Regions from separate parts of the Mus musculus genome. Here regions 1, 2, 3, 5, 6 and 7 are each linked to region 4. Evidence: chromatin loops called from intact Hi-C (ENCODE). Cell type or tissue: left cerebral cortex. All regions are shown on one strand. Links, peaks and the distances in the headings refer to the core of each region. The heading gives the core; the rest is flanking DNA.

Evidence for each region. A loop is a pair of places that touch in the nucleus more often than their neighbours do. Peaks named below come from ENCODE experiments on the same cell type or tissue, not always from the same donor. Only the 100,000 strongest peaks of a DNase experiment are listed, where the experiment ranks them.
Region 1: a loop joins it to region 4, with 3 times the contacts of the local background. A loop is called at or near these places in 11 of 42 quality-filtered maps.
Region 2: a loop joins it to region 4, with 5 times the contacts of the local background. A loop is called at or near these places in 39 of 42 quality-filtered maps.
Region 3: it touches region 4 in a loop (4-fold over the local background); 39 of 42 quality-filtered maps call a loop at or near these places.
Region 5: it touches region 4 in a loop (5-fold over the local background); 39 of 42 quality-filtered maps call a loop at or near these places.
Region 6: it touches region 4 in a loop (2.8-fold over the local background); 4 of 42 quality-filtered maps call a loop at or near these places.
Region 7: it touches region 4 in a loop (3-fold over the local background); 15 of 42 quality-filtered maps call a loop at or near these places.

What each region holds. Positions count from the first base shown.
Region 1 is chr11:107,325,483-107,329,843 of GRCm38, reverse strand. The region is part of intron 2 of Pitpnc1 (phosphatidylinositol transfer protein, cytoplasmic 1); the gene reads left to right. Among named protein-coding and RNA genes, the nearest start is that of Gm11716, 8.3 kb to the left of the region's middle. In left cerebral cortex, for the core only: no CTCF peak of the experiment used is centred there; no DNase peak of the experiment used is centred there.
Region 2 is chr11:107,381,850-107,386,210 of GRCm38, reverse strand. All of the region lies in intron 1 of Pitpnc1 (phosphatidylinositol transfer protein, cytoplasmic 1), which reads left to right. Among named protein-coding and RNA genes, the nearest start is that of Gm11713, 26 kb to the left of the region's middle. In left cerebral cortex, for the core only: CTCF peaks have their summits at 734 (motif pointing left) and 2,017 (motif pointing right); a DNase peak (open chromatin) is centred at 736; H3K4me3 peaks cover 75 bases.
Region 3 is chr11:107,391,800-107,396,160 of GRCm38, reverse strand. The region is part of intron 1 of Pitpnc1 (phosphatidylinositol transfer protein, cytoplasmic 1); the gene reads left to right. Among named protein-coding and RNA genes, the nearest start is that of Gm11713, 16 kb to the left of the region's middle. In left cerebral cortex, for the core only: a CTCF peak has its summit at 2,495 (motif pointing left); DNase peaks (open chromatin) are centred at 2,161 and 2,503.
Region 4 is chr11:107,466,476-107,470,836 of GRCm38, reverse strand. Pitpnc1 (phosphatidylinositol transfer protein, cytoplasmic 1) reads left to right here and starts at 117. Exons shown (of 9, transcript NM_001359616.1): 1 at 117-946. The coding sequence starts at 899. In left cerebral cortex, for the core only: CTCF peaks have their summits at 984 and 1,609 (motif pointing right); DNase peaks (open chromatin) are centred at 57, 914 and 1,597; H3K4me3 peaks cover 2,691 bases; H3K27ac peaks cover 2,508 bases.
Region 5 is chr11:107,273,666-107,278,026 of GRCm38, reverse strand. The region is part of intron 5 of Pitpnc1 (phosphatidylinositol transfer protein, cytoplasmic 1); the gene reads left to right. Among named protein-coding and RNA genes, the nearest start is that of Gm11716, 60 kb to the left of the region's middle. In left cerebral cortex, for the core only: a CTCF peak has its summit at 1,935; DNase peaks (open chromatin) are centred at 774 and 1,913; H3K27ac peaks cover 322 bases.
Region 6 is chr11:107,313,248-107,317,608 of GRCm38, reverse strand. All of the region lies in intron 4 of Pitpnc1 (phosphatidylinositol transfer protein, cytoplasmic 1), which reads left to right. Among named protein-coding and RNA genes, the nearest start is that of Gm11716, 20 kb to the left of the region's middle. In left cerebral cortex, for the core only: no CTCF peak of the experiment used is centred there; a DNase peak (open chromatin) is centred at 1,941; H3K27ac peaks cover 483 bases.
Region 7 is chr11:107,412,827-107,417,187 of GRCm38, reverse strand. The region is part of intron 1 of Pitpnc1 (phosphatidylinositol transfer protein, cytoplasmic 1); the gene reads left to right. Gm11713 (a long non-coding RNA gene) reads right to left here. Exons shown (of 2, transcript XR_389089.4): 2 at 3,452-3,938. Among named protein-coding and RNA genes, the nearest start is that of Gm11713, 4.6 kb to the right of the region's middle. In left cerebral cortex, for the core only: no CTCF peak of the experiment used is centred there; DNase peaks (open chromatin) are centred at 386, 1,994, 2,081 and 3,765; H3K4me3 peaks cover 425 bases; H3K27ac peaks cover 3,038 bases.

The DNA.
Region 1 (4,361 bases), core at 61-4,060, 140 kb after region 4:
AAGAGGGCATCAGATCCCATTACAGATGGCTGTGAGCCACCATCGTAGTCGCTGGGAATTGAACCTAGGACCTCTGGAAGAGCATTCAGTGCTCTTAACCGCTGAGACATCTCTCCAGCCCCTCAGACTTCTTGGTAATCATAAGTCGCCTACCTGTGTGTTGAAATCTTACACATGCAATCAAGTATACAGCTTTGTGGGGAGTCCTTTAGGGGTCAAGGCATGGTTCTTGTTTTCTGATCAAGGGAGGGCCCATGGCTGATTGGGTTGAACATTTGTGAATCTGTCTGATTTTTTTATGGGTGTCTTGAGGAATTTTGTCTTGAAGGACAGACTGCCTGTAGCTATGGAGTCCTCGGTACCCATGTCATAGGTTCTATTTGTACATGGACTGTCCTGTGGACCTGAGTTAACAAACGGGCAGAGTGAGTAGATGCTTCTTTGTATCTATCTGCATGGGTTTGGAAACATTGCCCAGTGTATCCATGGGCATGCCTGGATATATTCAAAGCCCGTGTAACCAGGGCCTACTCTTCAGCTAATGTAGAAAGAAGAAAATTGCTCAAAGGGGAGATAGATTGAGCCATAATTATTATTACCAAGCAAATCTCAGACACTCATCTCTCAGGGAGCAGTGCACTTTGGCTGATGTGTAAGGGATCTATGGGGATAAATGGAAGACTGGCCAAAAAAGCAATCTGAGGTTCTATCAGTGAGGCTGCCAGCAAAAGAAAGTCTGTTGTAAGCAGAAAGGACACTTTACTGGAAGGATGTTGGGGACCCACAGAATTTTCTGGAGTCAAATGAATGGGCAGGAATAAAGGCAGCTCCAGAATGGGCCAAGAACCCGGGATGACAGTGGCCTTTAAGCAGAACCCAAAGGTATCTTCTGTGACCTGCCCCCACCTCTGATGCCTCCAGCCTTCACTACCATAATTGCTGTGGATAACTCCCAACCTCTCCATCCTTCTAGCCCTTGTTCCAAACCCAAACTCTGTGATGTACAGACTGCAGATTAGTTGGCTGAACACAGAATCATTTCGTAATGACATGATAGTGGAAGGGGCCGTGGATGGGTAGAAAGATGTCTGAAAGGAGGGTAGAAAAAACAGGCCACAGGGAAGGAAGAAAATATAGTGTGTGAATCTCTATATAAGAGAGAGAGAGTGTATGTGTGTGTGTGTGTTGTGAGGGGGGATTGATTGATTGATTGATTGATTGGAGAGGGTGATGCTGGGGTGAACTTGAACAAGGAGCAATGGTCTGTGTGTGTGTGTGTGTGTGTGTGTGTGTGTGTGTGTGTGTGTGTATGAAAATCTCACGATGAAACTTGTATTTTTGTACACTAACTACACACAGGGCTATGCTAACCATGTTCAGCTTTCAACATGGGCTCATGGGATTTGAACTCAGGTCCACAGGATTGCACAGCAAACACATTTACCCACTGAGCCATCACCCTAGACTCTTTTGGTTTTGGTGTGCAGGTCTCTTATAACCACACTGTCATCTCTTTACACGCTCTGACCATTTGTCTATCTTCTTTCGAAGAGTGTCTGTCTAGTTGGGTACCATTTATCTTAGAAGTCCCTTCTCACTTTCCAGAGGTTACAGGATTATTCTGCCCTCCAGCCCTTTTCATAAGTCAAGGGCCCTGTTGGATGTGACTTACATTTTGGGGCACCTGATGGATTTGGTGGGTTAGGTGTGTTATGCTGAATAAGTCCATCACACCAGCACTGTCACAGTACACTTGCTGGTTGCCGTTGGGCCTTAGGTCCCGTTCCTTTAACCAAGTTTAACCAAGTAAACATTTCGTGGCCCACCTTCATAATCCCTGTTTTCAACTGGCATCACAATATTAGTCAGATTCTGGGGTAGTGATTATAAATAAAACTCTCACCTGGTAACATGGAAGGTGAATATGGTGCCTAATGGTGACTGTCACCTTCGGGGAACCGAAGGTCACCTGAGAGATAAGCCTCTGGACACATCTGTGGGAGATTGAATCGGGTTAACCCAGGAGGTTAATTGAAGTTGAGATGATCAGGCCTCAGTGAGGTTATGTTAGCACCGTACCATGATCTGAGGTACCAAGCCTACGTGAGGAAGAGAGCCTGACTGAGCACAGCATTTGCCACGAGCTTCATGCCAGCTGCGAAGGAGAGGTCAACGCTTCTAGAAGTCCTGAATCCTTCCTCTCCGAGGGTGCAGCTCAGCAGCTGGTCCTGTTACTTAGCAACTCTTGCTGCCTTGGCTTGAGCCTCTCTTCCCCATTTCCCCTTCCGGTGTTCTAACCTCTTCCAGATCTGCTGAGCAAACTCATGCCACTTCCCAGATCGTCCTCAGAGTCATCCCCGTGTCCAGCCAAGCGTGTTTGGCTTTGTGAGAGCCTGCTGTCCAGGCAACAGGTGACCGAGAAAGTGTCAGACTCTCTGACCTAATTGCCTATCTCCATGGATTCTCAGAGAAGCTTCGTGGTCATTATTGACTTCTAGATATCCAGGGATGAGCCTCATTCACTAGAAAATATCTTGCGGGACTGAGGAAATGGATCAATGGGTAACATTGAGTTTGGCTTCCAACACCTATATTAAAAGCCAAATATGGCTGTGTAGCCCACTAACTCTAACGGTGCTGGAGAGTGAAACAGCACTATGGCAACTCACTGGCCGCAGACAGGCTCCAAGTTCAGTGAGAGACCCTGTCTCAAGGAATAAGGTAGAGAGTGATAGATGGGGATCCCCAGATCTTTCTCCGGCTCCCCCACATGTCCCACCCTCAGACACACACATGTATGTATACCAGGCTCACAAGTACTAAGTTGTGGTGTCCGATGATGTAGTCATTGGTAAAGTTACTGTTTCATTTCCAGTTAGTGCTGCAAACACACACATATACTTATACACATGCACATACATATATACACATACATGCACACACATATGGCAACTAATACCATTCTAGATGTCAGGGCTGCAACAAAGTTCTAGATGGGAAGGACAGAGAGTGTGCTGTAATTACAATAGATCAGAATATTATTTTAGATTCTGTGTTCTATATACAAAGTGTAAATAACACATCACGCAATCAATACAGGGAGTGTCTTCATGGCTGCGTCATACATATATATATTTAAGAAAGCTATAGAAAAATACTATGGTGTGTGAGAGACTTCCTCCTAACCTGCCTTTTGGCACCTGTTATTTCCTTCCGTCCCCATCTCATTAACTGGAGAACATGTCAAAAGTACTGCTGCTGCCCACCCTGTCACCTCCATCCCTGCCAACTGCTCCAGTGACATCCTAGTGGGCGTGGGGCCAGTGGATTTGTCTCGGCCCTGAAGATACTGCTGATGTGAGCAGTTGGCTCCTTAAAGCTTCCAGCCTGCTGATGACCTCATGCCGTTCCAGCAGAGGCTTCCAAAAGCCTGGACCAGGCTAGCCCCTTCCTTTCCCTACATCTAATGCAAAGTCTCATTAAGACGGGAGGCAATGTTTATGTTCCGATTCAAGGGACTTGGATTCTGCATGTGGCAACCCCACCTCCCACAGGGGAGGGCACTCTCATCTGCAAACTCCGCCTCTTCTGTGTTGCCAAGAAGCCACCACAGTAGGAGCACAAACAGGGACTGGGGAGAGAGCACGTGGGGCACAGCACTTGCTGCAGGTGTGTGGACCTGTGTTCAGAACACCTGACTGCAGATCTGTAACTTTAGCCTTGTTATGGAAAGATGAGAGGTAGAGACAGACAGATGGACACACACACACACACACACACACAGAGGAGCGCGTGCATGAACAAACATGGGGAGAGTGCTTGAAGTCTGTGAGAAGCAAGGACAAAGGCATCTAAGGACTGTGAAGGCAGAGGCAGTGTCGCCCGCACCAGCACGTTTTCACATTCCAGTGTGCAGTGTTGCTAGGGCTCCAGGCTGCTAAGATAGGCCATTCTGAGGATCCGTCCTGGCCCATGTGTGAAGCAAGGATTTAATTCACTCTTCCTTCCTAGAAAAGGAAGAGTGTCCTTCTTTCACATCTGGTAGTGACTTTGAGTGACAGACTCTCTCTCAGAATTGTGGGCTATGTGACAGTGTAGATCATTTAAGTGACAGGAGTAGCAGGGACTAATTTAATTCCATTTTCCTTTCGGGCCCTGCTGAATCATTGCTGCAGGGAAAGATACATTTCACCTTCTCGGACCAAAATGATTCAAATAACGATGTGTTCTGGAGAAGCTGGGGGCTGAATGACAGTCTGTTAGTGGACTTTAATAGCGCTGCATGTTAGTCAGCTCTCTGTCACCATAATCAAATACCTGAGCTAATGAACTTAGAAAGAGAAAGGTTTGTTGTTGCTTAC
Region 2 (4,361 bases), core at 2-4,001, 85 kb after region 4:
CTCAAAAAGCAAAACAGCACCAAAAATTATTCCTCTGTGTGTGTGTGTTCGTGAGTTCTCTGTGTGTGTGTGTGTGTTCGTGAGTTTGCAAATGTGCGTGCACGTGTATACCACACGTGTGCATTGCCCACCAAGGCTAGAGGGGGAAGTCTGATTTCCCCTGGAGCTACAGGCTGTGTGAACCATCCAGCATGGTGCTAAGAACAGTAAATGCTCTTAAGCTCTGTCCCATCTCCTCAGCCCCCCAAACCATCTTTTAAATGAAAAACTTTTCAGCTCTTACTTATGGCTCTGAGGTATTGAATATGGTTATCTCACACAGATTATTTCTAAGGTACATCTAGGAGAATTGTTCCTTTGATAGAAGATGATGATGGTGGTGGTGGTGGTCATGATGGTAGTGATAGTCATGATGGTGATGGTTTTGATGGTGGCGACATTGGTGAGGATGGTGATGATGTTGATGGTGTTGATGGTGCTGGTGGTGATTTAAAATAGTCTAGGATTCATTTTGTCTGTGCATGCAGTTGCAGTTGTCCCAGGGGATGAGAAAAGGAAACTGGATCCCCTGAGGCTAGAGTTACAGGTAGTTGTGAGCTTCCCAACTTGGATGCTAGGAACAGAAGCTAAGTGGTTAAAGGCATGGCTTTGGAGGACCTACCCAGATTTCATTCCTAACACTCACATGGCAGCTCACAACTGCCTGTAACTCCAGTTCCAGGGGATCTGACGCCCTCTTCTGGCTTTTGCAGGTACTGCACAAATGCAGCGTACATAACATTCATTCAAGGATCCTTATTTTAAAAATTCGGCTTTATGCACAGAGCTTTCCGAAGCCTAATGAGCTTCTATTTATAATTCTAGCCCATAAGTGATCTCTTACAACACAGTGGACACACCTGCTTCGGATGGGGTTTTCCTCATGTGTCATGCAGTGAAATAAGATATTTGAAGAGAAACAGAAAAAACAAATCCCCAAACAACAAAAAACTAAAGCCAAAACCACTCACTGTTTTCGTAGTCTTTTTTGGGGGGCAAAGGTTGCCTAAGAATAATTGGGGCTTCTTATGCACCTGGGGGCTCACAACTGCCTGTAATTCTAGCTCTGGGGCTTCAGACAGCTCTTGTCTCCACACACATGCAGAGGCACTCACACAGACACGTAAATATAATTTAGAAATAATAAAATAATCTTTAAAAAGTGATATTACAAATGAGGCCTACATTTGAAAAATACTGTGTTGCCTTTAACACTCTGAAAGTAAAGATTTTTACAGCTGGGAAGACCTTTAAAAACCATCTAATTGTCTGGTTTTACAGATGAGAATCTGAGCTATGTTAAGGGTCAAGTCTTACTGTAGGCCGGGTGGCCTGTTCTCTGTTCTCCTGGCTCCAGATTCCTGGATGTCTAATGCAGTCACTCTGCCTGTTACCCAGTTTGCTCTCACTGCTGGTAGGAATCTCAGGTAGAATTTTATTGTTCCCTCCCTTCCTCCCTCCTTCTTTCTTTTTTAAGACTGTAGAGTCTCTGGCTTGTCGCATTGGACTGTGTTGGGGAGTGAGCTAGAGGACCTGTTGCATTCTCTGCATGTTCTGCAGGTTGCAGGATGTTTCAGGAAGGACAAGGAATGTGTTTTGATTTGTATGAATAAGAAGCCCATTTGGGACAGAAGTCAGACTAGCGGCCAACTTTGTCAGGGTGTTTCACAGCCAAAGCCTGTGTAGAAAAAAATCCTTCCCTCTGTCCACCCCAGTTCAGAACAGGGAGGGTCGGAATCACAGTGATGACAGCAACAACATTTCTTTCTCATCATGAGAGCGCCCCAAAGCAGTGTTACCTTTTGGAATACGATTCTCCTGAGGATGAGGGTGGGGCCGGCTCGTGGAAGGGTGACACCAGTTCAGTTCTTAGAATATTCTTAGAAAAATACTTGTGACCTATATAGGCTTATTGATTTCCCAGACCGAGAAAATCCATCTGGCTGTCTATCCATCCATCATCTACTGACCCTCCTGGGAGCCACCAGGGAGCGCTCCCTGCAGGGCTGTCAGCACATACTTGTGCCTTTGTGCCCAGGGCATTTGGCTTCACACTGTGGGTCTTTTCTGGTTGTTTCTCTCTCTCTCTCTCTCTCTCTCTCTCTCTCTCTCTCTCTCTCTCTCTCGACAGGGTTTCTCTGTATATTCCTGGCTGTCCTGGAACTCACTTTGTAGACCAGGCTGTCCTCGAACTCAGAAATCCACCTGCCTCTGCCTCCCAAGTGCTGGGATTAAAGGCGTGCGCCACCACCGCCCGGCTGTTTTTAGAATTTTGTGTATGAGAAAACTATATTTCTCTCATTTCTCCCCTTCCTGCTCTCACCTCTAATGGCTCTGGTGTCCTCTCTACCCCTTCTCAAATTTATATCCCTTCTTCATCATTATTATTGTCCCATATATGTATGTATATATGCACATATGCATGTATCTATATGTGTGTATGTACATATATATACCCTACTGAGTCCAATTTATTAACCATCTGATCTGTATGAGTGTGTGGTACATGTGCTACACGTTTGTGCCCATGGGTGTGGTGCATACATACATATACCGTATTGAGTCCAGTTTATTAACCATCTGATTTGTATGCATGTGTGTCCATGGGTATGGAAGTCAGAGGCATCTTCTTTGGTCCCTCTCCACCTTATTTTCTGAGTCAAGGTCTCTCACTGAACCAGAGCCCCCTGCCAGTCAGACTGGCTGGCCAATGAGCTCTCTGGACCTTCCTGTGTCTCTCTGTCCCCCCAGGACTAGGATAACACGCGGCCACATCTGTACCTAGCTTTTTTTTTTTTTTTTTTTTCCTGTGACTGCCAGGGATCAAATTCAGGTTACACAGCAGGCCCTTTGCTGGCTGTGCCCTCTCTCCAGTCCCTCTGCCATCCCTTTTTCTTTTCCATGCGATGAGCGTTAACGCTCCTCTCAGAGACTTGTTGTTTCTGCTCAGCTTTGCCTAATTAGATTTCTCTGAAGCCTGAGGTCATTTATAGGCATTTTTTCCACATTAAAACCATGAGCCTCTGTTGAGATGTTTTGTGGTTCTAAATTGGGACCATCCTGCCTTGTCATCAAATCATTCATCCTTACTTCAGTCAGTGCGTGCGCGGGTCTGATCCTCCGGGGGGCTCTGTCGTTGTTCATTTACATCTGACCTCGTTCTGGGGAATATTTAAGGCTGAGGAGCTAATTTAGGACGTGCTGGCTCTTACTCTACCAATTAGTCTGGACCGGCGGAGGGGGACACACAAAATGGCAAGGTCTAGGGAAATAAGAGGGAAGGCAGTGTCTCATGTAGCCCAGGATGGACCTTCCCTACGTAGCCGAGGATGGCCCTGAACGTCACCTTCAGAGTGCTAGAATTGTAGGCATGTACCGCCAGACTGGCTTTATGTAGTGCTAGGGATTGAACCTAGGGCATCATCGTACATGCTAGGCAAGCAACCTGCTGAATAGCCTCAGTGTCAAGACTACCGGGGTTCATTTTATTTTGACCCTTGGACCTTGTGTCAAAAAAAGATGGTTACGTCTAGGAGTCTTACCTTAAGAAAAGGGTGATAGGGAACTCAGGCCAGATGAGTCCTGATGGGGAGAGTCAGAGGCAGGACTTGAACCCAGGCTGTTAGCCACAAGCGCCTCCATCTAACCACGTGGCTACAGCACCTCATCGCGTGTCTGTGTGCGTCCGTCTCCTAGCGCACCACCCCAACAAAAGGAAACAACCCCAGGAGCTTTCCCCGGGACCACAGTGGGAATTGCGTGGAGCGGGTGGAACACGCAGAAGCTCCCATCGCCCCTGGGTTTGGGGGTGTGTGTGTGGTTTTTTTTGGTTTTGTTTTGTTTTTGCGTCTTTGTATCCCCCAGGCAGTGAGCTGGATTCCAGAGCCTGGGAGTCCCTCAGAAGCTGGGAGAAGAAACAACTTGCAGAGGCAGTGTCGGGAGCGAGGGACATCGGAGAGAGGGGGAAATTATTAAAGATGACTCTGAAGATGTCAAGAGTAAAAAGAATCGCAGTGTGTGCGCCCCGGCCTGAGGATGGCATCTCTGGGGCAGCTTAAGTTCTTTAGTCTGCCGTGTGGATTAAAGGACTGTGGGATTTAATAACGTGTGCCTTAAAGAACGGCCCTGTGAGTAAGTGTTCCCCTGTCGCAAAGATGTGACTGCTCTAATTGAATTTAGAAGCAGTATTAAAATTGTTCTTTTGGTGATGTTTCCGAGGTGCACAAAATAAAGCATCCAAAGTCGCCATTGATTAAACGGGAGCTTTACCATGTGAGCGTTGTAAAGCACTAAATTCTGCCGCCAGCAGGTTTTATCGCGGT
Region 3 (4,361 bases), core at 114-4,113, 75 kb after region 4:
GTGCTCAACTGGACAGGATCAATTTCAGCTTCTATAGTGAAGTATTAGCACTACTGGGTTCATTGTCTTCGAGATGCTCAGTGGGCAATAGTGCTTGCTGCTAAGCAAGTCTGAGGACCTGAGTTTGACGGTTAGAATCCGCCCAGCCAGGGACGAATGCTGACTCGCCGAGGCTGTGCTCTGACCTCCACTTGTACACCAAAGCTTGTGGCAGCCTCCTGTCTGCCACACACAGAAAATAAATAAAAATGTAATAGAAACTTAAAAGAATTTGTAGGCATAGTTAAAACCTCCCCAGTAATAAATAAATATAAATTTTAAAACTGTGTGTATCTATACGTGCGCATGGATGCAATTGTCCACAGAGTTCAGAAGACGGTGTCAGATCCTTCTATAGGTTTTAGGCAACTAGGAACCACCCAGTGGTGGGTGCTGAGAAAAGAACTGTGGTCCTCTGCAAAGAGCAGCAAGCAGTCTTTTTTTTTTTCCTGGCTTTTCGAGACAGAGTTTCTCTGTGTCCTGGAACTCACGCTGTAGACCAGGCTGGCTTCGAAATCAGAAATCCACCTGCCTCTGCCTCCGGAGTGCTGGGATTAAAAGCGTGCGCCACCACGCCCGGCTCACAGCAAGTGTTCTTAAACGCGCTCCCCCCACCCCCCTCCAGCCAGCTCTCCATCCCAGTGTGTAGTTTTGAAGAGAGGCTTCAGGTCCTGAAATCTGGCCTCTGGCATTAAATTCCCCAGTGCATCTTGCCTGCAGCCCTCGCATCAGCTGTCCAGTCGGCTCCTACTTCTCTCTATCCTTCCACATTTACTAAGTGGAATCCTTCCCTTCATCTCCATCTATCTACTTATCTGATCATTGGTTTATATCAGAATGGTCCCACAAGTACTTATTTTATTCTCTGTGTGAGAGATGTTTTTAAAACAGGCAAGCAGCCTCCCTGAATCGTGTGGTGGGATGTACCTGGGAAAGCATTGGATCCTGGGAAAGCCGCAGTAGACAGTATGTGTGTGTGTATGTGGGGAGATTCCTAAGGCCAGCCAAGATGGGATGCAGAAAGGAAAGTCAGCAAGGGCGGAATTGTGGGAAGGTCCACATCAGAGAGAACATGGAAGGGGCGAGTGTTCATTTACTTCTGTCTTCTCAGAGATGAGGGTTTACTGCGACCAGGATGGAGAATTGACTTTTGTGATATAATGCTTGGTTGGAATGCCTGGGTCCTGGAGTGGTGTTTTTGTGCCTCAGAATAGTTAATTGTGCTGTCTTGCACACTTGGGAGGGCGGGGAGGAAAGGCTTTCGGCAGCATCCCTGACCCCTGACTCTTGGATGCAATGATCACCATCTCATGTCTCCAGAGGTGCCCATCACAATGTCCCCAGACAGTGTCAGATGCTTCTGGGCTGACTTCCTCCCCTGCTGGTTTTCCCGTCTGCATCCCATCTTGGCTGGCCTTAGGGGACACACACACACACACACACACACACACACACACACAACCAGATCATCCATACTAAGACCCATGGGCATGAAATAGTTCACACCAGCCTGCCAGTCAAGACCATTCTTCAGGAGCTGTGTAACTTGCTTTTTGTTGTTGTAACATACCTATACCTATACCCACTTAGTGTGTGCACAGATGGCTCGTACACACATACACACCCAGAGGACAACTTGTAGAATGCAATCCTCTCTTTCAACCATGTGTGCTCCTGGGGTCAACCTCAGGTCATTAGGCTCAGTGGCAAGTGTCTACCCACTGAGCTGTCTCACCAGCCCCAAAGTTGTTTTCTGAGACAATGGAACCTTGGCAAGCTAGCAAGCCTGTCTCCTTTTTCCTAGCTACCGTCCCCATCTTTGCCCGTGGTTTCTGAGGAGCTAAACTCAGGTCATTGTGTTACATAGCCAAGCAATTTACCAACTGAGCCATCCACTCCCTCATGAAAGACCTTGATTTCTTGGGGGGGACAGTTGATGGTTCTCATAGCCTTCATCCAACCAAACGGGGAGACACGTTCTAACTCACAGACGGTGTGAAGTGATTCCAAAAAGTGCTTCTGTGTGTGTAGCCTCTCTGATTCATGGTGGGGGGTTGTTTTGCTTTTTTCGTGGTTTCTGTGTGGGCTTCGAGAATTGACTGTGGTTGTTATGACAGTTGGGGACACAGAAGCACTTCTCACCCGTTAGTCGCTGAAAGCCTGTTTGGTTTCAGTCCAACACAACGCCTACCAAGCTGGGTGTACATTGGTTTCTACTAAAGTCATTTCCTCGGACAGCTGGGGGACGTGAGGACTTTTTAACTCTCTTTACGACTCTCATTTGTCTTCGAAGACATTGCATTTTGGCCTAGGGTGTTTTTCCCCCCTTCTTTTTCTTTTCCCAGTTGTTCAGTATTTCTGACGTTGCCATTTCAGATCTAGCAAAGGTGACAAAGGTTAAGGGAGAAGCCAAGGCTGAGGCCTGAGGGACCATGTGCAGCCATTGATGCCATCTGTTGGAGACTGGCAGAACTGATACCCTTGGAGCACAGTAGATCTAACTGCCAGCTTAGAAATCAGACCTTGAGGAATTAGCAGAGCCACGGAGAGCGCTCCATCATGGAAGTGTGGGTCTGTAAAGTCAGCGCATAGTCACTGTTTGTGAAATTTGATTATTGAGGAGCACTAATGAAAACAATGAAGACGGTCGCACACAGCGGTGACAAGATTCTCTCTTCTTTCAACTGTCACCCATTTATTTCTGCACCAATCAAGTTAAGCCAAGGTATTCCTATTTCTGATGATAAAAGCTGAGATTCTGTGGCTGGCAATGATAAGAGCACTGGCTGGCAATGGTGAAGTCATGGGTTTGATTATCTTCAGTACTCCACAAACCCTGGCTAGGTGAGGCACACAACACTGGGGAGGTAGAGGCTGGAGGGTTCAAAATCCAAAGTCAGCTTAGCTACATAGTGTGTTCAAAGCCAATCTGATAGGCCTAAGACCATGTCTCAAATAGATGAACAGACTCACAGATGGAGCCCATGCCTAGTGTGGAAGTTTAGTTTCCCAGAGCATCACAAAGGGAAAGCCAAATAGATATCGAGGCAGGCCAGGGAGGTATGCGCCTGTAATCTAGCATCTTGGAATGTAGATGCCAGAAGGAGCTTGAGTTCTAGGCCAACAGCAAAACCTAACTCAAGTAACACAAACATAAAAACAAAACAACACTAAAAGGTCCCTCCTTAATACCCAGACCAAATCCCATGGTATCAATGGTTAATGAGGCCAGCCAAGGTGGCTTAGCAGATGGCTTGCCAGTGAAGCTGGTGACCTAGGCTCAAGTTGTCCTTTGGCCTCAAAACTCATGTAATAGCACACATAACAGTCACAGAGTAAAAATAAGACAGTCAGTCCAGCCAGTTGGTCCTTCATTCCAGCTATAGATAAGAATCCGTAGAGAAGTGTAAAGGCCCAGGGGTGGGGCAGGAGGGTTGGCTCAGCTGTTGTACGTGCCAATGTGAGCATGAGTTTGTAGGTTTGACCCCCATACAGGTAGAGTTGGCCAAGGGAATGGAGACAGTTGGATCCCTGGGCTCCCTGGCTGGCCAGCCTAGCCTATTTGGTGAGCTATAGGCCAGTCAGAGAATCGAAGAATAGGTGGCACCTGAGAGATAACCATCTAGGTTGACCTCTGGTCTCCACATAGATGAGCGCGCGTGCGAGCGCGCGCACACACGCACACGCACACGCACACGCACACACACACACACCCTCTAGATAGACTGGTCTTCTTGAGCCTGCGCTAGGTCATGAGTGTCCCTTTTAAACCCTTTTGACTCGGCCTCTCGGGCGAAGAAGTGTTGTTATCCAAAGTGTGGCCCGAGAACTCAGAGGCATGCGTTACTTGGTAAGAACCTGAGGGTCTCAGACTCCACCCCGGATCAGAGTCTGCATTGTGGCAAGACCGACGGGTGAAGTCTCCACAGGGCATCTATCTCCTCAGAGGCCTGGCTTAACCGTTACCACTCCTGTGGCATTCAAAGCCCAGTTTGCATGACCTCCACTGGGGACCCTGGTCTCCCATTGGCCTTCAAGACTGTAACAAGAAGAGAGGTGGGAGCTCCCTTCTAAGTCTGGCTCATAGCAGCCTAGTGTTTCATTCCTGGGTGCGCCATAAGGTAGTCACCGAGCCAGGGCTGTGGGCTGCTTCCAGGTTCCTCCTCTGGGAGAGAGGTGGCGGGATGGAATGATGATGGATAACACAGAGGTGGCTTTACCTTCGGCTCAGCGGCTCCTTTTGCCAGAAGCAAGGAGACAGAAACGGTTTTTTTTTTTTGTTTGTTTTTTTATTATTATTATTTCTAAATAGAAAGTCTCGG
Region 4 (4,361 bases), core at 29-4,028:
GCCGGATGGGGCTACCCTCCCCGCCGCGGCCGCTGCTGATGTCAGCCTCGTCGCTCTCGCTCCTCCCGCACCCACCTCCCTGCCCCAGGCACACTGCAGCTCGGCGCGGACTCTCCAGTCGCGGCGAGGTGGCTGCAAACTCACGGGCACGCACGGCGCTCTCAGAGCCGAGGGACTCGGGGGAGGGGACGCGCGCAAGCCGCTGGCAGCCAACCGCCTAGGTTGAAGACACCCGGGGCCCAGAGCAGGGCAGAGCCTTGGCGGCTGCGGCTTCCCTTTTCTCTCTCAGCTGAGCTCCGGAGAGACTCGGGGACTGGCCCTAAAAAAGAGCAGGAAATCTTGTTTACCGCCCGGGGAGAGGAGCCCATCGAGCCTTTGTTTGGAAAGTCAGCATCGCCTGCTCCCGCGGCAATGTGTTCCTGGTGACATTAACCCACGGTAGACGGGTAGGAGAAAAAGGGGGCTCGCCAGGTTCAGCTCTGCTTTCGGAGGAGGATCCAGAGGAGACTTTTGTGCGTTTGTTTGAATTTGTGGAAATCCCTTTTCCTCCTCCTTTTGCCTCTCTTGCCCGCCGCCGGGCATGTCCTGATCTGGTGGCCGCGCCTACCAGCCCGGGGCTGCTGATCCGAGCTGTCTCCCGCGGGTCTCCCTCCCTCAGTGCCTGACTTTGCAATACCGAGAGGGCTGATCTCTGCGAGGAAGGAGGCGGGGGAGTCACAGACACCGGGACCCGAAGCTTGACATGCTCCGGGGCGGACCGGAGGCAGTTAGGAGCTGAGCGCACCACCGGGGCTGCTTCGCTTGCCGGTTCCCAGCGTCTTTGCCCTCCTCTGGGCTCCAGCCTTGCTCATCTGTTGGGACGCCCCCTTCTTTCCCGAGGTCTGCGGCCGGCAGGAACATGCTGCTCAAGGAGTACCGAATCTGCATGCCGCTCACCGTGGACGAGGTAGGCACCGCGCCCGGCCTCGCCCGCTCCGGGTCCCCAGCCGCCACCACTCGGCCGGCGGGTCCACTGCGTGCGGCGGGGAAACCCTGGCGCCCAAACCTGGAGGCTGGAGGGGGAGGAGGCAGGGGATTCGCTGTTCCCACTCGTCACCCCAGCAGAGGAAAGGCGGCGTGGGGGTGGGGCGGGGGAGTCCAGGTGAGCTCTTCGGGGACATCTAGAATCAGATTCCTGGGGACCACAATGCGTCACAGGGAGCTGTTGCGCCCCCTCCCTCCAATTAAGCAAATGCACAGAGTATAAGAGCCCAAGCATGCTCTGCAGCCGGAGTATCGGGGTAACCGGCCGTGGTGGTAGCCACTGTCCCCATGTCCTCTTTACAAGGTGGGCTTGCAGGGACAAATTCCGCGCGGGTGGGATCTGCAGACCAGAGTCCCGCCTTGGGGGCATGTGGGAGGCCTGGAGAGGGTCCGTTTAGAACCCGACTTCTTGTCGCCTCCGGTCTAGGCGCTGGCTCCTGCCCAGCCGAGCATCCAGGCTCCCTCCGCGATCTGGATTGTCCTTTGCTGACCGCCTGGCTCGGAAACTTTCTGCGTGTCTCGTTCCTTCCGCGGCGGGGAGCGTGGTCTTAGGAAGAGCCCCAGTGGTGGGGCCTGCGGCGCGGCCACCGGAGGGCGCTCCAGGCCGTCAGGCCGGGCCCTCCTGGCTCTGAGTATCGGGGCTGCAGGGTGGGGGGCTCCCCGCTCAAGGGCTCGGCCTCCACGCGCAGGTCAGCTTGCATTCTTCCGATTCCTTCTCCGCCCCCCGTCCCCCCTATCCGCGAGCTCCGCCATTGAGGAAACAGTGACTCAGTGAGGGTCACTCCGGCCCGGGCTTCCTTTTCGTTCCCCTTTCTCCCCACCTCTTTGGATATTTCATAAGTGCTTTGCGTCTGTCCAGGGACACACAGCCAGAACATGAAGCCAATCAAGGCAATTTGGGAAAGACTCCTGTGGTTTGATGTGGCAACAAATGAAATCAGCGATCCACGACGTATTTGTATTTAAAACCGGTGCATTTAATCTATCAGACATGTGATCTACTCACTACTTTGTGAAAGGGGCCTTGTGCTTTTGTGTTACTCAGACTATGTCTGGCTCCCTGCCCCCCCCCCCACCTCCCAGGGTGGTGGTGGTGGGGGCAATCTTCCTTCTGCATCTGGCGCCAGTGTTAAGGTGAGACCCTAGGACAATCCAAGGTAGGATCAAAGTAGCCTGAAGTTTACAAAACACTTGACACTCTACACTGGCTGCCAAAGACCGAGAGGGATAGCTTAGCCATGCCCCTCTCCCCACCCCCAGCCTTATCAACGAGCGTTTCTGGGGTGGCAGCATTTTGAACTAGGTCTTAAATGGTAGTTAGGTGCCTTATCAATGGGGAAGCAGCATACAGCTTTGTGGAGAATGAAGAAAGGCAAATGAATGGGATTGGACGTGCACACACACACCCCTCCCTGGTGCTGGTGTTTTGTGGACATGCTGTCTTCGCACCTCTGGGACTGCTGAGCAGGACCAGGGCAACCTGGAGGTGTCCGTATGCTTCCACTTCATTTCCTGCTTTGACTGTGGTTAATAGATAGGACTGTGCCATCCTAGGGCGCCAATGGGACTCAGTCAAATATTGAGGCAGGTTCTTTCTATGTAGTCCTGGCTGTCCTACAACTCACTATCTAGCCCGGACTGGCTTCGAACTCACAGAGATCTGTCTGCTGAGTTTAAGTGTATGTCACCGGGCTCAGCCATTCTTCCATGCTAACATCTGTTCATTATCCTGGTTGGTTTCCTTCAGATACTTTGTTAAGCACAGGGCAGCATCTCCCCCCCCTCCCCCCCCCCCCCGCATTTGTTTAAGTATTCAGTGTAATAACTGCATTTGAATGGTTTAGGTGGATGGTTTTTCCTTTCTATTCTCTTTTCCCTCTCTCTCTCTCTCTCTCTCTCTCTCTCTCTCTCCCTCCCTCCCTCCCTCCCTCCCTCCCTTCCTCCCTTCCTCCCTCCCTCTCTCTCTCTCTTACTTTCTCTCTCTCTTTCTTTCTTTCTTTCTTTCTTTCTTTCTTTCTTTCTTTCTTTCTTTCTTTCTTTCTCTTTCTTTCTACAGGGTTTCTCTGTAGCCTTGACTGACCTCAAACTCAGAGATCCACCTGACTCTGCTGCCTCTCACGTGCTGGGATCAAAGGAGTGTGCTGCCACCCCTGTCTAGAATGACTTTTCTTAATCGGCCAAGGAAGCCAGGCTCTACCTATAGGATAATTATAAATCCTGCACGTGAAACCTGTTTAGACTAAAGTAAGTGCGATTCCATTTCTATGAGGTCATATTCTGATGTTTAACTTTTATTTTTATTTATTTTTTTATTATGTACTCTTTGTGGTTCTGGGGGTTGAACGTGGCCTTGAGCAGGGGAAACAACTTTCTGCCTCTGAGCTACATCCTCAGCCTGAGGTCTTATTGTGAAATTGTTCTCTGCTTTGTCAGTTTAGATTGGAGGTCTCAGATAGAAAAAAATTCTATCTGAATTTTTAAACTGTAGCTTACCCCAGAGCTTCTCCCATCCCATGGTGGTGCCCTGCTAGCTGGCCTTAATACTCAGTGCTGGGGAGTAACTAAAGTGTTTGGTAGCAGAAGGTGGTTCCTGCAGATTAAGTGGTCTCTGGTAGCTCAACATTGGCTTCAGCTTCTGGCTCCCTTTGGACTTGGTGTAACCTGTGTGGACCTTCTGGTGCTTGCTTCTGATTAACTTTGCACGTTAATTAGCACTCACTGGATTTTGCCAAGGAAGTAAATGCCCGAGTTTTGGGGAGTCCATGTCTGGTCTCTGTGTCTTTCCCTTCTCCCCTGACTCTACATGGCCTCTGGTCTCTAGTCTCTGGGGTGTAATGGCTGCTCCACTGATAAATACTAATAATCCCAGCGCTTGGGAGGTGGAGGCTGGAGAGATTTTAGAAACTTTAAGGTCATCCTCAGCTATAAAGTAAGTTTGAAGTCAGTCATGAAACTTTTTTGGTTGCTCTCCCCTCCCCCACAAAACAAGGTTAAATGCTGTATTCCAGGCTGCGCAACTAGTTAATAGCCAAGCCAGGAGGAGCGTGCTGGTAATGCTTTTGTTTGTTTTTCCTTTCCCTGAGCTCCACAGTGTTTGATCCAGGAAAAGGAAAATCATTTCTTGAAAGCAGATACAGTCAGCACTGTCATCGAAATAAAAAAAAAAAAAAAAAAAACCAGGGTCCCTTGAATTGTTGCAGATAGCATTGACTTCTACTGTCTCTCTCTCTCATAAAATGTTCCCCAGTTCCAGGAAAGAGAACAGCTCCGCGAGACGGAGCAAATAGAGTGGAGCTTCTCTCTAGAGCAGGGTGTTAATGGTATGCTTGTAGGTGCTT
Region 5 (4,361 bases), core at 336-4,335, 190 kb after region 4:
ACACATACATCTGGGCACGGTGATGCTCACCACCTCTAGTCCAGTACTCAGCGGGGAGAGGCAGAGAATCGGAAGTTCAAGGTCATCCTCAACTACATGGAGAGTTTGAGGCCAGCTTAGGCTACATGAAACCCTGACTACATACATACATACATACATACATGCATGCATACTACACAAACCAGCCAGGATACAAGAAACAAATGTGAGACCAGGCTTTCTGAACATCTGGCCCTCCTTGCCTCTTCCTCTCCAGTGCAGCAACCCTAGCAATACTGGGGAAGGGATTCAAGGCTCCATGCATGCTTGGCTACGCTATGACACAACTGAGCTACGATCCCAACCCCTGGCATTAGCCCTTCATGGTAAAATACTAAAGATAAAGGACCCAACAGGCCAGAATTTGGAGGAGCCATCTCTGGAAGCCAGATAGTGAGTGTTCTCCATGATAGACCACATAGAGATAGTTGCTCTTCCAGGAAGAGGAAAAAGTCAGAGGGCAGGGTAGATACAGGGGGGAAGGGGGACAGAAAACCATTTAGCTTGTGCACGGTGGCCTCTAGCTTCAGGCATGTGGGGAGAAGTCATCTAGAGGAGAAGAAGCCAGGAAAGAGGTTTTAAGGAGCATGGTGAAGGTCAAAGGTGAGAAACTGATGACTGAGAAGAGGCTCACTTGGCAGTCTCTGCAGCCTGGCAATTTGGGGCAGCTGTGGTTGGTGGTGCCGCCAGCCTGCTTGACTGTCCTTTCCCCAGCTGGGCTCTGCATTTCTGCGTAGGAGCACAGGAAATGTTCTCAAGTTAGCCCAGGAGTTGTTTGCAGGGTGTGGGAAATGGAGTAGGCCAAGGTCAGAATGAGCCTGCAGCCCAGCCCGAGTCTCTTGGGGACCGGAGGGTTCAGGGAGGTGACAGGAAAGGTATCCTGGGATTGACCTTGAAGTTGGACTTGGAAGGGAAGTAAACAATGTCTGGGCCTCAGGAGGGGGTTGTAGCGCTAGGGGAGATAGGGGAGCACGTGAACAAGGTCAGCTGACGTGAGAGAAAGCAAAGGTCGAGGGAGGAGAAGGCTGGCCTGTGTCAATGGTGGATGGTCCAGTCCCTTCCTCAGTAAGGTCCCACTAACAGACCAAAGTAATCCCCCTGCACAGCCAAGGAGTACTGGCTGCTTTCATATCAGAGTGTGGGTGAGGGGTTTCCTATAGTTGTATGGGTGACCCCAAAGCAGCCACACTGGATGCACTTTCTGGTGTGGATGGATCATGGCTTCCCATAGCTGTATAAGATTAATGTCCCCTAGGCCATATGCAATTAGGGCAGAATCATATACACATTGCTGGAAGAAGTGCCTGGAATCTCACGTGAGGGTCCAGTGACCTCCTCACCCACCTCCTTAATGGAATGCCCAGTCCCAAAGCATGACTGTGATGGATTCTTACAAGCAGGCACAACTGATTGGATAAGAATGGTGGCTCTTCTGCTCAGAGGGTAGCGCCTCACAGTGGTTAAGGGTCAGAGTGGTCCATAGATAGCACCAGCAGGGACAGAGGGCAAGAAAGCAGAGGGTAGATTGCTGAGGGCTGTCGTGACATGCTATCAGTGACAGGTGACTCTTATAATGTGCTTTTAGGTTGTTGGATTTGTTTGTTTGTGTGTGTGTGTGTTTGAGGAGGGGGTCCCTTCTCTTTCATAATACCATTGTATTTTAATCACAGGGACCCAAAGAATCTTTGTAATTGTTTTCTGGATTGGTGATTTCAAATGTACAACTTCTTCAACATCAAACCCTTGCAGACTCTAGCCTCCCCCCTCCACCACAGCCTGTTCATGCATTTGGACAATCTGAGCAGTAGTCCCAGAACTCAGTAGTCCTCAAAGTCCAACGTCATAGCCGTTGGCTTACCTGGGAGATGGTGACAGGGCCCCACCTAATGGCCCTTCTGTAAAGTGCAAAGGGAGCTAGCAGGCTCAAGAGAGGGGAAAGTGCTCCAGCCATCACAAAGGAGGGAGTGACTTCCTCCAGGATACAGGGGCAAGAATGAGGCGGCGGAGGAGATGATGGTTCATGTCAAAGATGATAATAGCATCAGTGTCGGCAGAGAGGCAGAGATTCCTACTGGACAGGACCGAGCTTCCTGCTCCCTGGCTAAACCACATCCCCGACCCTGCTCCTCCGTTTTTAACCCCCTGGTCCAAGGTTTACATCTTCGTTGTGAGGAAAGGGAAATCTGTCTTTCCCATCTTACAGAACCAGTTTTTGGGTTTTTTGGTTATGTTTTGTTTTGTTTGTTTGTTGTTTTTAATAATAGGTTTTTTTTTTTTCCTCCTTGCAAGTTTTCCAAGGCTGCAAGAATTCCTTAAAAGACTCACACTGACAATCACATGGCCTCTTGCTTTTCAGTAACGATCACTAGGGATTCTCCGAGGTTTCGTGTCCCTCGAGGGAATGCTTGTCCACTGCATCTTCAGAACAATGGCTTTGCAGCTGTGTCTTAGGCTTTTCTACATCTTCAGGCATGAATGAGGGACATGGGTAGGTCATCTTAAATCTGGCTCAGGGCAGACTTTTAAAGTGAGAAAAGGCTGCGGTTGATATGTGAGGTGTGAGTCCCTCAAGGGCACAGATGCTGCCATCTGATCCCCCTGCAAGGGATTAAGAGGGTGGTGACATCCAGCTTTGATATTTAGAGGTAGACTTTTGAGAGGTCCTTAGGAATAGACTAAGTCTTCAGTGTGGGTCCCTGTGATTAAAATACAATGGTATTATGAAAGAGAAGGACCCCCCCCCCCCAAACACACACACACACACACCCTGCCTCTTGCCATGTAGCACTTCCTGTACTACCTGCCTCTGTAGAATTCCTGCCAGTAAGAGACTGAAGCTGCCATAGGCATCTCTAGAGAGTCACAAGCCAGAATCAACATGCCTGTACACACACAGACACACTTGAAAACAGAGAAGGCGAAGTCCAAAAGTCCTCTGATCAAAGTATCACCTCTCTCTCTCTCTCTCTCTCTCTCTCTGTGTGTGTGTGTGTCTCTGTGTGTGTGTCTGTGTCTGTGCACTCGCACATGCATGCCATAGAGGCTTCTGTATAGGACGGCTCGTCTTCATTTCTTCATAAGCTTTCTTTCCTAGCTTGCAGGTATTTCATTATAGTAACACAGAACAGGCTAAGCCAGAAGGAGCAGCTAATACATGGCCTGGGGTGGGGGGTGGAGAGAGAGTGAAAAAAAAAAAAGAGAATCTGGGTGGGAATGCCACAGTAGGAAAGAAAGTCTGGCCCCAGAGACCCAACGGCAAAGGAAATAAGTTAAAAATAAAATAAAGCCGGGGATAAACCTAAGAGCTCCTTGGCGGGATCAAAGCTGAGTGGAAGACTCTGTTCCTAGAGCCCCATGTCCGAGCAATTTATTTTTCCTAACCTCTCGGTCCCCACGTGCCTCGCCAGCCGAGATCAAGTGACAAAGGACATCTCAAAATACCCACAGCAAAAACCACTCAGCATATCTCCCAGGTGGAGAAAGATGACCGTTTTGAGAGTCTTCCTCGAGAATCACTGATAGATTTTCCAGCGTCCAGCCAAGTCCTTGGGCACTTGTCACCTGCCAGCTGGCCACTGCCTTCCAGCCTTGGACTAGATCTCTCTCCTGACTAGAGGCCCCCCACTGGATGCTTGTGGCTTTCTCTGGTTTTGCATCTTCCTCCTGGAACCCTCCCGACCTTTTGTTAATGAAGATCTTAGCGAGGGGGAAATTGCATTAGTGGCTCATAATCTTGGGTCAGGGCTCTAAATTGTGTTAGTTGGTAAGTAAGGGTAACATTGGAAGTCTGTGTTTGTGGTGAGCTATTCCCGAGGACCGTAATGGACAGTAAAATAATAAAGAATGGGCAGGAAGACGGCTCTTAAAACCAGATTTGCCACGCAGGTGGTACCAGACAGGGCAAGGCTTCTGCACTGTATCAGGATGGAAGAAGCAGAGCTCTTGGTAGGTCCCAGCGATACAGAATGATGCCTGATACTTTCAGTACCCTACATATCATCTCAGTTAACATTCATAGCAACGTATAAGCGAAGGCTCGCTGTGGATGCTCTCGTTGCTTTTAAGAGATGTGTGTCCACATATATGTGTATATGTATATATGTGTGCGTGTATATATATATATATATATATATATATATATATATACACACACTCCTGGCTCAGCAAGGGGTGGTGGAGTACTTCCCCCAACACCACACACACACACACACACACACACACACACACACACACACACACACACATATGCACACAGGCACACACATATACCTTGTCCAAGGCTGAACAGCTAATAATTGACAGAACTGGTTGCCACAGCCTTT
Region 6 (4,361 bases), core at 305-4,304, 150 kb after region 4:
CCAGTGCAGGCCATGGGAGAGGGTAGAGTACAACAGGCTTAAGCTGGGGTTGATTCATGGAGCTAAGAGGTAAGGCTGTTAGCCTTAGTAGAGGAAAGTAAAGGCTGCAGTTACATGTGAATTTTCGGATAATATATATAATATATATATAAACAGATAATATATAAACATACACATACTTATATGTATATGTGTGTGTGTGTGTGTATACTTATGGTATCAATATGTCCTACATTTATGGGACATAGTCTAACCTGTATGTAACAGCCGATGATAGGGACTCAAGTCTGATAATTAGATTATAAGGACTGAGACATCTATAGTCAGGTGCAATGGGACAGGCCTTTAATCCCAAAAGTCAGGAGTCAGAGTCTGTGAGTATGAGACCATTTGTCCACATAGTAAGATTCTGTCTCAAAATAAATAAATAAATAACAAATAAATAACAGAGAAAAAAAACCCAACACACAAAACAACCTGAGATTCCCTCTGGATCAGGGAGAGAAAGAAATGCTAAGGGTATATACCAGGAACCTAGCCACATCTGATATGCCACGGTAACTCCAAGGCCAGGCAAGGGCTCTCAGAAAGCCTTGGAAGGCACCTCCTGGCTCAGTCACGCTTGGTATAGGTGGTAAGGTGGACAGCTGGGGAATGTTAAATGTGACAATTGGACACATGACTGTCAGTATTCCTTCTTAAGAGAGAAATGTGTCTGTTGTTGTTGTGTGGGGGTGATTTGCATGTGAGGGTGTGTGTGAATGCCGTAGCACACTCGTGGAGCCTGAGAGTAATTTCCAGGGCTTGGATCTCTCATTCCATTCTGGGTTCTGGGATCTAACTGGGGTCATAGGACTTGCCTGGCTTTCTATCCACTGAGCTATCTCCACAGACCAATATTTCTTTTCTTTCTTCCTTTCTTGTTTAAACTCCTGTCTCCATATGCATGCTGGAATTACAGATAGGCATCACCATGCCCAGTTAATTTAGTACTACGGCTTAAACCCAGGGCTTCACGAAATGCTTGCCAACAAATTTACCAGCTGAACTCTCCCAGGCTTTTTGTTGATGATGGTAGGCTTGTTGTTGCTATCCATTTGTTTGTCTGTCTGTTTGTTTTTGAGACAGGGTCTCGAATGTCTCTGGCTGGCCTCAACTCACTACGTAGCCAAGGATAGCCTGTCGGTACTTCAGTGTTGTATGTAAATGTTATGATTGGAATATATATGGCCTAAGTAAAACATAAGAACGTGTCTGGCAGATAGTGGTTAACCTGGGGGAGGGCAGAACTTACTTCGCAGACATCTGCCATGTTGTAGCTTGGACACTTAGATGAATTATCATAGACTAGGCAATTTAAAACAACAGATATTTATTTTTTGCCCTTCCTGGAAGCTGGAAGTCCAAGATTAAGATCACTTCCAGCTCTGTTCCTGGGGTGGGCTTTCTTCCTGGTTTACAAACAGCAAACTTCTCTCCACATGGTAAGTAACATGGGCGGTCAAGAAAGCACACTTTCTGTTCTCTCCTTATAAGGAACAAATTCCATCTTGGGGACTCCATCTTTCTGATCATATCTAAACCTACTTCCTCCTTAAAGTCTCAGCTCTAAATATTGGGAGTTAGGGCTTTGACACTGAAGCAGGGACAGGACAATTCAGTGTATAGCATGCTGATCTAGGCACCATAAGGTAGGTACTGCCACTGGATCCTTGTCATCAGGAAGATAGCAATTCAGAAAGCTGCAAAATGCCGGGTCAGAGTCTACGTTTAGTCTCCGTAGGGAAACCATGTTGTTCCTGATGAGTCTGCGTTTATTTTCCATTCCAAAATAGGCCTGCTTTTCTTTCCATCTCCCGGGCCACTGGGGATCTGAAATGTTCCCTCTGGCTCCAGGTGCACTCCTGCAGGCCTGCATAGCACATCCTGCAGCCGCCACCCACGGCTTGGGCTGGGCCGCGTTCTCACGCTCTCTGCCCACCCTGTACTCTGAACACGGTTCTGCACCGGGATGGCTGGCGGATGCTCTCAATTGCCTTCCTCTCTCCCGGCTGCACCGCTGTCTAATTGAGCTCCTTACCCCCCAATCCTTTCATCTTAACTGCCTCTCTTTTTGATGTCTTTCTCAAGTTCAAGATTTCCTGTCCTACATCCCAAAACAGAATTTCTCCCAAGACTGCCAGAGAGTTCTTTCTTTGAAAGGCAGCCCCTGGGGCCCTACAAACTCCAAACCCATGATCCTGCACGTTAGCAGTCATCCAGAGCTGTAGTAAGTTCACCAGTAGCTCTCTGTGACTGTCCAGTCTGTCACCTGAACCTTAACCTATCCCCTCGCTGGGGACAATACCCATACAGGAGGACTTTCTATGTAGGGTCATTTAGAGGTCAACCTGATCCCAGTTATCAAGAAATAAAAAGCTTTTCCGTCACTGGGAGTGTATTATATAGAGACGTCACTTGTCCAAGAAGTGGAAAAAATATCTTTAACTTGATTATGGGATGGGGGTGGGGTGGGGATCTTAATTACACACTACACCAAGAATAGTGTGACAACGTTCTTCCAGACAGTAGATCGTTTAGCCAGCCCTTCGGAACCACCAGCTCTTCTAAAGTTTATCAAGTCCCAAAGGAAGGTACTGAAGACATTAGCTGCCATCTGAACTGATGATGTGGGGTTTTTATTCTTGAACTAAAATAGAAAGAAAAAGAAAAACCTCCACACAAGCCAACAGTGTCAAGCCCCCTGTGTTACACTCTTATAAGAGAAGAATTCCTTCCTTCTTGTAGGAATTTGAAGTTTTGTAATGTTCACAAGAGTGTCCTACAGTGTTCAGTGGGTGCATACATATTGATGCTATAACCACACCCCTCCATCAAATTCATCTTCAATAAGAACCCATGGAAGAGACCATGGCAAATGATGCACCTTTATATTCATGTAGGTCAAACTGACCTTGAACTGGCTATGGAGCTGAAGGTAGTCTTGAGCTTCCTACCATCCTACCTGGGCTCGCAGGTATGCATCACCAGGTCCAGTTGATGCAGTGTTGGGGGTTAGACCCAGCACTGTGTGCACGGTAAGCAAACACTCCACCCACTGAGCCAAAGCGCTAGCCCTAGACACAACTGTCTGGTAGTTAAAATAGCAGCTGTTCCACAAAAAGACCGAGCTGTGAGCTTGGGATGGTCTACTGTTACTCATTTGAATGATTCAGATGAAAGAGGACGACCAAATTCTAATAACTAAGGAGAATCAAATGACTCTTTCGATCGATTCCCCGAGCTGTGTTGTGTCTCCGTGAGGCCTAGGGTTAGCCTAGACAAACCCTGCACAGGTGAGTAAGGGACAGCCACAGCTGAGAGTCTGTCACCAGTCACTCAAGGAGAGCACAGACTCTCCTCCCGGGAATGGCACCATGGAGACAGATCCCTTCCACACCTGCCTTGGAGTCCCAGCCAACGTGTCGTGTAAACTACTAAATTACATAATGACGGAACCAGGGACAACGCTGGGGAAGGATGTGTTTATTATATCAGACCTCGAGGACTTGTTTGGAGAACCATCTGGTCAGCCATGGAAGCGAAAAGAATGAAGGTCTCCAAGGTGTCCCTTCTCCAGGGTCACGCAGACATAGTTAGCTGATGAGGAAAAATACTTTCATCTCTGTTGGGCAGTTAACCCTGACTCCAGTGCTGTGCAGTTTTGGATGAATAAGTGAATGTCCCTTTTTTTGGAAATAGGACCATGTATGGGCTCACCATGGCAGGCCCTGTAGCACTCAAGAGACTGAGGCAGCCTGGGCTACTGTTGTAGTTTGAGTACAGAGTATTCCCTAGATGGTTCGATTTGGGGACAACCTTTAGAAGGTGGGCCTATATGGCAGAAGCGGGTCACCGGACGTAGACCTCTAAATGTTACACTCGGCCCCTGCTATACCGTCTCTCAGCATCCCAACCCCTGACTATGTGAACAGTCTCTGCCACAGGCTCCTACCACCATCATCTGAACTGTTCTGCCATGCCTTCTTCTCTGTGGCGGACTGAGCCTTCTAAAACCGGGAGCCAAGATAAGTCTCTCCTGTGAATTGTTTCTGTGGACATTTTATCACAGCAATGCAAAAGTAACTAAGAAAAGTAGCCTCATAAGGAGGCCTTGTCTCAAAAACAGGAAATAAAAAAAGACGAGGGAAGGAGAATGTAGAAGAGGAGAAGGAAGGATCCAGCAAAGGAAGAGGCACAAGAGGGGAGTGTAGTTGCAGATGTTAGAGGCCACACTTAGTAAGGAAGTCTCTAGCCAAGGGACATTGATAAACAAGACAGCGTTGTCGGGCACAGAACTGAAGACCTTCACAGACAATACA
Region 7 (4,361 bases), core at 48-4,047, 54 kb after region 4:
TTAGCAGAGGCAGAGTGGGACTCTGGGCAAGGGACACGGGTTGCCAGTGAAGATTAGCGCCTGCAACCCGGAAGGCGGCTCGGCTCCTTGGTTCAGTTGGGTCAGGCAGATGGAAGCAAGCATTGCCAGCCTCTCTTTTAGTCTGCTATATAACTGCTAGACTGGAGAGCTGAGCGCTTGCTTCAATTACTCTTTTTCCTTGTCCTACGAATGCAAAAGAGGATGAGGGAAAAATGACAGAAGTGTGTCACTAAAATAACTTATTAGACTTTGGGATTCTTAGTCATTGCTAATGGTTGGGACTTTGAATATTCATTAGTGCACCCTGCTGTTTGGAGAGTGCACGAGGCTCTCTCCGTGTGTGTGTGTGTGTGTGTGTGTGTGTGTGTCTATGGATTTGAGCTCTGCCTTTCCACTTAATTAGTTAGGAACTCATTGAATGGGGAACAGAGTGATACGAAGGAACAGGAGAATGGGCTCTTTGTCCCTGGATCCTTTTGTGACTTCCTTGGGTAGAAACGAATTCTGCTCACCCTGAGCCAAGTTGGAGCTTCCTTCTGTGCTGTTTCTGCCCTTGCTCATTTCAGCCCTAGATGTGTTTCTGGCTTCTCCTGGGTCAAAATCCTCTCGCTGACCTCTCACCGTCACTTAGGACTCTCCTTCCTCAGGGATTTCTCTGACATGGCAGGGAACATTGGCGTCTGAGTGAGGCAAAGGAAAATATGAACTCTTGTGTAGGTTCTCATCGGATCGACTCCTGCATCGTGAAGCAAATGGACAGGGAGGGCTGTTGTAGTTTGTCAAAAGACCCTCTCTCACAAAGACCACAGAGACCACCATCATTGCAAAATGCATGAGGATTTTATTACTTATCCAACATGTTGGGGAACCCCCTGTCAGCACGCAGGCCGGAGGAGAGACCCAGAACAAAGAGAGAACACACTTTTATACCTTTGTAAGGGCCAGATATAGGCACCAGGGTAGTCTGGCTTATTTTAATTGGTGTAACCAATAACCTTTTTGGACATTGGTTGGTTTGTATAGGGTGACTCTCATTTTGTCTGTCCTTGTGGTTTTTAGCTTGAGGTGGGGGGGCAGGATAATTGTTAATCTTGTTCTGGTGGCTGTAATCTTAGAAGTTTTGACCGTTAAAACTATGTTTCTGTATTTGTTTAGTGAGTCCTTTTTTTTTTTTTTTTTTTTTTTTTAAATCTGGTTCTGTACTTGGCCTGTTAGTACAGTTTGGAAAGTACTTTTGAGCGGGAAGGTACTGGGTAGTCTTGAATTTATTTTGGATATTACAGGGTTAAGGAAGAGCTGAGGGGCGTTCCAGTCACAAATGGGATAGCTTGATAGAAGTAGTAACAGTGTGTCCTTTTAAGTTGGAGAATCTTTGTGGCGGATTCCTTATGTATAGTTATATTAGCTTATATAATTATAGTTATATTTTGTTATTATAGTTATTTTGAATGTGTGTATATATTTGGTGTGTGTGCGTGTGTGTACCAGTGTGCGTGTCTCCTGGAGTATCATCCACTTCCTTTAAGATAGGCTCTCTCATTGACCTGGAGCTCAACAATTAGCCTAGACTGGCCAGCAAGCCCAGATACCCACTTATCGCCGAGTCCTCAGCACTGTAATTAGAGACAAGCACAGCTTCTGGCATTTTCTCTCGTCTTCCAGGGACTCAGCCCTCAACGCTTGCAAGACCAGTGCTTCATTGGCCGAGCCATCTTCCCGGAACATATTTTTTTCCCCCATTTACTTTAATATTTAAAACATACTGCGTTCAAGTAATATTGATCTGCATATTTGATCCCCTTAAATTTCGCACCTGAGGCAAATACCTCCCCCCACTCACCCTAATCCTGGCTCTGTTGCAAAAATTCACTCCCAGGCTCTCTGCGCAGCTGTCTTCCTCATAGATCCACAGCAATCATGGCTCTCACTGGCTCCTGATTGCAGAAGTAAAACCTAGCTCCCTTGGATCAGTATTCACCACACCCCTCTTATTCCCCTCACAGGGGTACCTATCCTGCCTGGCCCTGTGCCTTTTTTCTCTAACCACCTTCTAGCCTTTACTTGGGAGCTCCAATGCTCTTGCTTATGTCTGAATTGTACCCCTGTTCCCAAAATAGTCCTGCCTAGCTGCAGAATTCTACTTGCCTGCTTCTAGCCAGACCCCCCCTAGGCTGGCTTATTCGCCCTGCTTTCCTATCGGAAGCTCTGTGTTTCTGTCCTGTTCTTACCCTGGCTGTTGCATTCACCACTGGACGATGGTTTATCTGTTTACCTGTGCCCTCAGATCCGCTGCCAGTTCCTTGAGGAGACTGGCCAGGGCTTTTCATGTCAAACGGGTAAATGAATACAGTTGGGTCTGTGAGCTAAAAAGCAGCTTGTAGTTAGAAATGTCCTGCGATAAGCCATAGCTTGGCAGAGGGGAATCCCTGTGTAAATACATATATATAAATAATACATATATTTATTATTTTATGTGTGTGGGTGTTTTGCCTGCATGAATGTATGCCTATTGCATTTATACAGCGTCCACAGAGAACTGAACCCAGGACCTCCTGAAGAGCAGCCATCTCTAGCCTCTCTATCTTACTTTTTGAGACAGGGTTTCTCAGTAAACCTGAAGCTCAATGATTTTGCCAGACCGCCTGGCTGGCCAGTGACCTCTAGGGAACCTGTCAGTTCCAGCCTCCTCAGCCCGCACCTGTGTGCCTTGTTGGGGGTCGAACTTGAGTGGCCAGCACTATACCGACTAAAGCATCTCTCCAGCTCCTAGAGGATGGCAGTGGTGAGGATGATGAAGGTGGTGGTGGTGATGATGATGGTGATGGACATGACAACTGTGTCAACATTCAAATACAAACAAAGCAAACATAAAATAATGTGATTACCTACATTATAATCATCATCCTATCATACCAACCAACTCACAGCCAGTTTGGTTTCATTACATAGCTGCCCACCCTGGTTTTGTTTTGTTTGTGCGTGTGTTTTTGTTTCTTTTCCCCTGTTTTTGTTTTGTTTTGTTTTGTTTTGTTTTGTTTTTTTGTTTTTCTCTGCCAAAAAAAAAAAAAAAGAGCACTTCTGTTGATTTCAAAATCCAGGTTTGAAATTCCAGGTGGAGTTCACAAGGAATTTGGATCTTGGGTGGGCAAGCCCCCTGAAGCAAGTCATTTGGGGGAAATACTTGTCGTTTGTTTGTCTGTCTGTTTATTTGTCTGTTTTCCCCAGAGGATTGGAACTAAGAAGCTGTCTCAGGACATGAAGTCAGCAGGTTGGGAAGGAGACTGCTTCTTAGGCAAGAAGAGGCTGGCCACTTTGAAGGCTTACTTTTGAAATTAGAATGTAGGGCTTGGACCTTAGCTACTTCAGCAGAGTCTGCCAGCCCCAAGCACCTTGCTTGTCGATTGTGACAAGGGTGATTTTGTCTGTTTGCTTTTTTTTTTTTTTTTTTTTTTTTAAATTTAAGGAACACCAACCCAAGACTTTATAAAGTGGGGGCGAGATGAGAACACTCTGGTTTTCCGTGCTCAGCCTTGCCGAGGTGACCTGGCAACGAACTGTTTCCCTTTATCCCGCTGGATTTAATCCTTCTTCTGAGTAACAGAGCAGGGCTTTGTTTCCCGTGAGAGTGGATTTCTGCTACCAGGAGAATTAGCTGCCGGTTTATTCTCGAAGGTGCCTTCTGATGCAAGGAGCCTTTGGAGCTGTGCATAAATAGGGGCCATTGTTCGGGCATTTGGTGCAGAAGGTTTGAGTTGCTAGCCCGGTTCCAGTCGGCCTCCAGGTCGCTCTGACTGGCTGGTTTGTTTTTCTTTTCTCGCCCCGCCCCCCTCTCCTCCGGAGGCCACAGGTGGTCCTTCCCTCTAGATGGCTTTGGTCCCTGCATCTCACAGCTCACCCTGTTCTGGATCCTTTTCTGCCTAGAGACGAGAAGAAAAAAAAATTCCTCTGTGTCCGAATGAATTCGATTGACAATGAAAGAACTCGAAGTGAGCTTAGCCAAGGCACCGCAGAAATTGATTTGGGAAGGGTACGGCAAGGAGATAATTATGTTTCTGATTATTTTATTTGAGGGGGAAGTAATTAGAGATTGAACCTAATACCTTGCCCATGAAAGGCCAGTGGCTACCATGGAACTGTATCTGGGACTACCATATTCCTCAGACTCCAAACCCCAGGTTTTGCTATTTGGCAGCACTGGGCCATCACACACGTGAAACCAGCATCCCAAGTCTTTATTTGCTTGTTTATCACTTATAGTCAGGGTCTCATGATGTAGCCCAGGCTGGCCTTGAACTTGTGTCCTTCTGCCTCAGCCCCACACCCCCAAGTTGCTGGAATTA